Linked DNA regions of Homo sapiens: all the other regions are linked to region 1. The links are chromatin loops, found by intact Hi-C in ENCODE. Cell type or tissue: A673. All regions are shown on one strand.

What was found. A loop is a pair of places that touch in the nucleus more often than their neighbours do. Peaks named below come from ENCODE experiments on the same cell type or tissue, not always from the same donor. Only the 100,000 strongest peaks of a DNase experiment are listed, where the experiment ranks them.
Region 2: it touches region 1 in a loop (4-fold over the local background); 4 of 110 quality-filtered maps call a loop at or near these places.
Region 3: a loop joins it to region 1, with 4 times the contacts of the local background. A loop is called at or near these places in 11 of 110 quality-filtered maps.

The regions. Positions count from the first base shown.
Region 1 is chr14:105,544,059-105,546,558 of GRCh38, reverse strand. It overlaps the pseudogene ELK2BP. Among named protein-coding and RNA genes, the nearest start is that of TMEM121, 19 kb to the right of the region's middle. In A673, no CTCF peak of the experiment used is centred here; no DNase peak of the experiment used is centred here.
Region 2 is chr14:106,010,801-106,013,300 of GRCh38, reverse strand. It overlaps IGH and IGHV4-4. Among named protein-coding and RNA genes, the nearest start is that of FAM30A, 94 kb to the right of the region's middle. In A673, CTCF peaks have their summits at 1,266 and 1,467 (motif pointing right); a DNase peak (open chromatin) is centred at 1,490.
Region 3 is chr14:105,944,172-105,946,671 of GRCh38, reverse strand. It overlaps IGH and the pseudogene IGHVII-1-1. Among named protein-coding and RNA genes, the nearest start is that of FAM30A, 27 kb to the right of the region's middle. In A673, CTCF peaks have their summits at 606 (motif pointing left), 1,311 and 1,524 (motif pointing right); a DNase peak (open chromatin) is centred at 1,551; H3K27me3 peaks cover 378 bases.

The DNA of each region.
Region 1 (2,500 bases):
CTCTCTCAAGGAGAAACACAGTTCAACTGAAAGACTCATGCTCTGATTGTGGTGGGGTGGGGATCCTTGGGAAGGATTTCTCCCAGGAGTGACTCTCATTAACTCCTCCACAGAAAACACTCAGCTTCCACAGCTTCTCTCTTTTCTCTCTTTTCTGTCCGTCCCCCAGTGGCTGCCCTGACACGTCTCCTACTTCAATGGTAGGGGCGGTTTATTTATTTATTTTTTGAAGGCCACTGGGAAGCGCCTGACCTAACCTATTAGGGTGGTCAGGACGTCTCCCCCACCTCCCCGCTTTTTTCCCCAAGACAGGACAATCGGGGTCTGGCTTGAGAACGACCTTTCTTTCTTCATTCCTCGGCCTGCCCGTGGGGAGATGAGGGAGCCCTGTGTCCATTTTAGGATGTGAGTAGAAGTTAGTTTCGTTTTATTATTCCTGGCCATACTCGGGGTCCAGGAAGAATTTGTACCATTTAATGGGTTGGGAGTCTTGGCCAAGGCAGAATCACACCCTTGGAATAGAAATTTCCACCTCCTCAACCTTTCTCTCAGACAGCTTATCCTTTTTTAACCAACTTTTTGGCCAGGGAGGAATGTCCCTTTGTTCTTCTTCCCCCTGAGAAGCCATTCCTTTGTCTGCCAAACTCCCTGGGGTCCTGCCTGTTTCCTCCCATGGAGGGGTTTTGTGGGGGTGGTTCCTGTCTGGGGGGCCCCTCCAGCCAGTACTCCAGGTCTCCCTGTCTCTCCCCTGCTGCCATTTTGATAGTATAATCTATTTTTAAATGGGGCTTTTCAATAGAGGAGAGGGAGTCATCTCTTCCTATATTTGGTGGGGTGGATGTGAAGGAAGGGATGTGGGGGGCAATCTTCCTGCCGCCTCCCCCTCAGGGGTTTATTTTTGATAACAAATGTGTATTTTCAGTTCCCTCCCTCCCAGCCCCCCAATTTCCTGCAGGTAGGTACAAAGGACACTTTCAATGTCCCTGGAGTTGGGAGGGAGGAATGGGGGACATAAAGCCTGTCCTGTCTCTATTCTAGGCAGGAAGAGTGGGTTCAAAAGACTCCTGGGCTTCCCTGTCAGCCCTGGCCCAGCCCAGGCCTTGGGACCTGGGGGTTGGTGATTTGGGGGACGGTGCCGACTTTAACCACATAAGATCCCTTTTCCACAATCCTTTTACAACTTTTTTTTTTTTTTTTTTTTTTTGAGACAAAGTCTTGCTCTGTTGCCAAGGCTGGAGTGGAGTGCAGTGGTGCAATCTTGGCTCACTCCACCTCCCAGGTTAAAGCGATTTTCGTGCCTCAGCCTCCCAAGTAGCTGGAATTACAAGCATGCACCACCATGCCTAGCTAGTTTTTGTATTTTTTGTAGAGATGGAGTTACACCATGTTGGCCAGGCTGGTCTCTAGCTCCTGGCCTCATGTGATCCGCCTGCCTCAGCCTCCCAAAGTGCTGGGATTACAGGCATGAGCTACCACGCCCAGCCTAACATTTCATAATTTTTAAAAACACGCTTCCTCATAGTACAGCTTCTCATGTTAATAACAGACCCAAATATGTTTAGCTTTTCAATACCATATAAAAACAAGATGCCAGGCCAGGCACAGTGGCTCATACCTATAATCCCAGCACTTTGGGAGGCCAAGGCAGAAGGCTCACTTGAGCCCAGAAGTTTGAGACCAGCCTGGGCAACATAGCAAGATCCTGTCTCTACAAACAAATTAAAAGTTAGCTAGGTGTTGTGGCCCATGCCTGTAGTCTTAGCTACTGGGAGGCTAAGGCTAGAGGATCGTTTGAACCCAAGAGGTTGAGGTTGCAGTGAGCTATGATCACACCACTGCACCCAGCATGGGTGACAAGTGAGACCTTGTCTCTAAAAGGTAAAATTTAAAATTTGTTTAACAAAAGAATAGAAACTGAATGTATAACTTCTAAATCAGAAGAAGAAAGATTAAGTGAGGAAAATAACTCCTAAAGAAATAAGAAAACGATTTAAAAGATACTCAGAAAAAGCAAGACAAATAGAAACACAAAATAAGGAGGTAGAAATAAATAACGAGTAATGAAAATAAAAAGACATGGACTACATTCTCCAGTTAAAAGATGGATGCTCTTAATCCAGCTATGTGGTTTTTCAAGAGACACACACAAAACAAAATGACACAGAAGAGTTAGGAGGGAAAATCATGGGAAAAGATAAACCAGGCACACAGTAGCTCACAAAACTCACAAGTTTGTGGCATTTTACTGTCAGGCAAAATTGATGTTTTGGGAAAAAGCATTACTAGAGATGTTTTAAAGGGCATGAAATACTGATTATTGTAATAACATGTAGCACACGAAGCACTTACAATGGCCTGGGGGCTGCTCTCAACCCCTTAGTTAAATTAACTCCCCATTTTACAGGTGAAGGAAGCCAAGCACAGAACAGTCAGGAAGTATTTTCTGAATTTTCATGTAAGCTGTCTTTTCAATCATCTGCCTTATGATTTGTGCTTCCGA
Region 2 (2,500 bases), 470 kb before region 1:
ATCTTGGTAATGAGAATATCCTCCAGTGCTGACCTATTATAGAGTTTACATATGAAATTTTCACTGCAATTCACAATCTACTCTTTCACACAGAAGTGTACAGAGGTCAGGACACATCCTCAGGGTCACACATTGAGAATGATGAAGATATGTCCCACGAGTTTTTCCTAAGGTCTCAGAAAGAATTCCAGGACTCAAAAGGTCTCAGAGGGCAGCTCCCAGTGCCTTAGTTAAAATGGTGGCTCAGGCCTGTAATCCCAGCATTTTGGGAGGCTAAGGCAAGTGGATCACCTGAGGTCGGGACATTGAGACTAGCTTGGCCAACATGGTGAAACCTTATCTCTACTAAAAATATAAAAATTAGACGGGGGTGGTTGTGCGTGCCTGTACTCCCAGCTACTCGGGAGGCTGAGGCAGGAGAATCACTTGAACCCAGGAGGCGGAGGTTGCGGTGAGCCGAGATCGGGACACTGCACTCTAGCCTGGGCAAAGGAGCAAAAGTTCATCTAAAAAATTTATTTTAATTTAAAAATTTTAAAAAAATGGCCCACTCCCTAGAACAGAGAGATTCCCTCTAAACATGATGGAGGTCCCGAACTATACATTAAGTGAATCCTGGTGTGTCTGAACTCACATGATTATTACGTTAAGCTGCTGTTCCAATCTACTTCCTCACCTGGGAAAAGAGGAGCCAGGGCATGGCTAGTTGAGGCCCCAGGAAGAGAACTGAGTTCTCAAAGGGCAAAGCAAGCATCCTCATCCCAGGGCGAGCCTAAAAGACTGGGGCCTCCCTCATCCCTTTTCACCTCTTTATACAAAGGCACCACCTACATGCAAATCCTCACTTAGGCACCCACAGGAAACCACCACACATTTCCTTAAATTCAGGGTCCAGCTCACATGGGAAATACTTTCTGAGAGTCATGGACCTCCTGCACAAGAACATGAAACACCTGTGGTTCTTCCTCCTCCTGGTGGCAGCTCCCAGATGTGAGTGTCTCAAGGCTGCAGACATGGGGGTATGGGAGGTGCCTCTGATCCCAGGGCTCACTGTGGGTCTCTCTGTTCACAGGGGTCCTGTCTCAGGTGCAGCTGCAGGAGTCGGGCCCAGGACTGGTGAAGCCTTCGGGGACCCTGTCCCTCACCTGCGCTGTCTCTGGTGGCTCCATCAGCAGTAGTAACTGGTGGAGTTGGGTCCGCCAGCCCCCAGGGAAGGGGCTGGAGTGGATTGGGGAAATCTATCATAGTGGGAGCACCAACTACAACCCGTCCCTCAAGAGTCGAGTCACCATATCAGTAGACAAGTCCAAGAACCAGTTCTCCCTGAAGCTGAGCTCTGTGACCGCCGCGGACACGGCCGTGTATTACTGTGCGAGAGACACAGTGAGGGGAGGTGAGTGTGAGCCCAGACACAAACCTCCCTGCAGGGAGGCGGAGGGGACCGGCGCAGGTGCTGCTCAGAGCCAGCAGGGGGCGCGCGGGGCCCACAGAGCAAGAGGCCGGGTCTGGAGCAGGTGCAGGGAGGGCGGGGCTTCCTCATCAGCTCAGTGCTCTCCCTCCTCGCCAGGACCTCAGCTGTCCCCAGGCCTCCTCTTTCTTTATTATCTGTGGTTCTGCTTCCTCACATCCTCGCTGCAGGCAAGAAAGAAGGGAGAAATTTCTCTGTTTACCATTAAGGTTTTAACAGTCACTGGCACCTTTTTTTCAACAAATTCCCACAAGGCCCATTTTACCTTCTTGAAAAAATATTTCAAGGCTTCCCACCATCTCTTGATTGGCGTCATCGGCTGCATCGTGTCCTGCTCTTAAATTCATGTGATGAAACCCCAATCCCAGTGGCTCTGTATTTGGAGAGAGGGATTTTAAGAAGGCAAATAAGTTAACTGTGGTCATAAATGTGGGACCCTAATCCAGTAGGACTCTTGTCCTTATGGGAAGTGGAAGACATCAGAGGCCTCTCTCTCCACATGCACACAGAGGAGAGGCCATGTGGGGACGCGCTGCATGAGAAGGTGGCCCTTTGCAAGCCTGGAAGAGGGCTCTCAAAAAACTAACCCTTTCTGCACCCAGATCTTGGACGTCAAGACTCCAGAACAATAAGAAAATTAATATTTGTTATTTGAAACTACCTAGTCTGTGGTATCTTCTGATGGAAAGCCAAGCAGATTCACAGATACAATTGTGTTAGCTCCGTCTCCTGGAGGGAGAAGCAGCCCACCGAGGCTGACACATCTCTCAGATTATTTTTATAAAGAAAAATAGATCCAAGATGAAAACCCCACCACATTTCTGCTGAGTCATTCACTTAGCAGGCTTCTCTGAGATCAGCCCTGGGGGGCTGTGTTCTAGGTCATGTCTCTCACTTTCCACTATGAGAATCCATGTAGATCATGAGAACCAGCCAGATGGAGTCCTGATCCCGGCCCACCTTCTGCTGCTCCCCAAGTATCCCAAAGAAAACCACTCCAGCGTCACCCCTGTGTCTTCTACTCTCTAAAAT
Region 3 (2,500 bases), 400 kb before region 1:
AGGCGTCAGGTTCCTGTGCGCACTGAGTTCCCCCCTTACATGCTTTGGACAGAAGTGTGAGACACACAAGATTGCTGCAGGAAGTCCACCTGTGGGGATGCTGCGACTTCTCCAGCAAGAACACGAGTCTGCTCATTGACCATCACCACACATAACAAATTAAGTGTCCCTTTTTTGATAACACGTCATTGTTTCACAGAGTATTCTTTTAAAGTGTATAAGTTGACTGCAGTTATTATTTTTTACTTCTGTTACTAATTTACTCATAATTAGGCACAATTTACACTTAAGAAATTTCTTAATAGTTTTTTCCTCCTTAAGGTGAACTACAGTCAGATAACATACTTATCAATTGTCTCTAGCTCTTGTCAGAAAAACATATAGATGTGTGTGTGCGTGTGTCTTGGCCTTTCCAATGATGAATTAAGATGTGCATTGAGAAGGCATTCACTTTATTTGACGTTAAGGAAGTACCAAGAAGACGCTCTCCACAGACCCTGGGAAAGCCAGCAGCTGCACCCCGAGGCTGTGCCAGGCAGGGAACAAGGAGGCAGCACCACCTGCTGGGCAGGGAAAATGTCCTCCCAGTCCCTGCCGCTTCTCTGCAGAGGCACAAAGAGCTGCCCCTTCTCCTGGGCCTTCTCCTGGGCTGATGAGATTGCTCCCCGATATGCCAAATCAGGGTTGTGCATCTGAGGCTCTGTCTAGACTCTCAGCTCCTTCCTACTCCTGCAAAGTGAAGAAAACAATGCCAAGGGGTCCTGGAGGCGTCTCTACCCCTGGAGAGTTTTGACTCTCTTCAATAGTCTCCACTACCCTGCCCTCACTCCATGTCCTCCGTTTCTCCCTAAAGCGGTGCCCAGTCTGATTGCACTGTGGCAGGGATAACGAGGGGCCAGGACATCAGGGGAGAGAAGTTTCTACCTGAGTCACAGCAGCGGCTGCCCTGCAGACTCCTGAAGACACAAGACACATTTCCATCCCAGAGACCCAGCGAAATGCAACCTCAAACTAGAGACAGCCAGTTATTTTTTCTTGTTCTGTCCTGGAGAGGCCACTGAGAAAGTCGAGCCCCTTGTTGAGGAAAACATGAGATCTCTGTGTGTCGTCCTCTGCCTGATGGCTGTACCTCCATGTGAGTGTCTCAGAGATTTCAGAACGGGGGCTGTGGGCTGTGGTGTCCGCTTGTGACTCATCTCTTTGCTTCTTGTCCCTGAGTGTCCTGCATCAGATGCAGCTACTGGAGTCATGCCCAGGGCTGGTGAGGTCCTCACAGACCTCTGGGCCTGGACCCAGCAGCCCTCTGGGAAGGCGCTGGGGCACCTCAGCTCCAGGGGCAGCACACACTTCAGCCCAGCCTTTCTGGGCCAACTCTCCATCTGTAGAGACACATCCAAGGCCCAGTTATCCCTGCAGCTGAGCTCCGTGATGGCCAAGGGCAGGGCCGCACATTCCCGTGGGAGACAGAATGGGGACCTCAGCGTGAGCCCAGACACAAACCTCCCTGCAGGGAAGCACAAGACCACCAGGCGGCGCTCCAGACCACACAGCGGCCCCAGAAGCAGGTTTTAGGGGGCGGGGCAGACGTGTCCGCGTTGAGTCAGGTCATTGGTTTTACTTTCCCTGAGCAAACGGCCTCTGCCAAGGACTCACTGCACCTCTCACCTTCACAGTTGTTTTTTTTTTTTTTTTTTAATCACCCTGTAGAGTTTTGCTAGCTAATTTAGATATTGAGGAGTGCTTCATACTTCCTTGGGCCTCTGCTTGCAGAAACATAGCAATTGTAAGGAGGCACGTGGGAAAGCCCCGGCTCGGTGACCCGGGGGATGCTGCTGTGGCCCTGGCAAGAGGGCGTCGGGCCGCAGTAACAAAGGTGCAGACGGCTCTCAGCCTGCGCCCGCGGAGTACAACACATAAGGGCTGTAACCTAACGAAAAAAGAATCGCAGTGCAACTGTCCTGCATTTGAGTTTGTGATCAGTTTTGCCCTTTGTCTTTAACAGGTTCTAACATAAAATTTTGAATGTTGGTTCAAGCCCTGTGGGTAAAATGCACTTACCCACATTCCTTAAACAAATAGAACACTGAGGTGGAAATGTTTTGAAAAAGTAGTTTTCAGACATTTGGAAACAAGCATCACAGGATCATAACCCCTGAGAAAAGAAAAACAAATGAACGAATCCTGCTATTGCCTGAAAGCAGCTGCCAGGACACACGGAAAGGCTTAGTGAGCTGAGCGGACAGAGAGCAGAGTTCAAGGCAGCAGCAGCCCGAGGGGAGGAGCACCGGGGAGCAGGCTGCTGTGCAGCCAGGATGGGCCGGGGTGGGGCGGGGGGAGAACAGCTGGAGACTTGCCGCAGGGAGGGGGATCCCTCAGGTTTGGGGCTGAGAACTGACTTATGCCTGACTTATGCCTGCATGAAAAGAAACTACTCGATATCAGGGGGAAATCACCAGAAACCTGTGGACCCAAAACTACACAGAGCCTACACAAGGAAAGC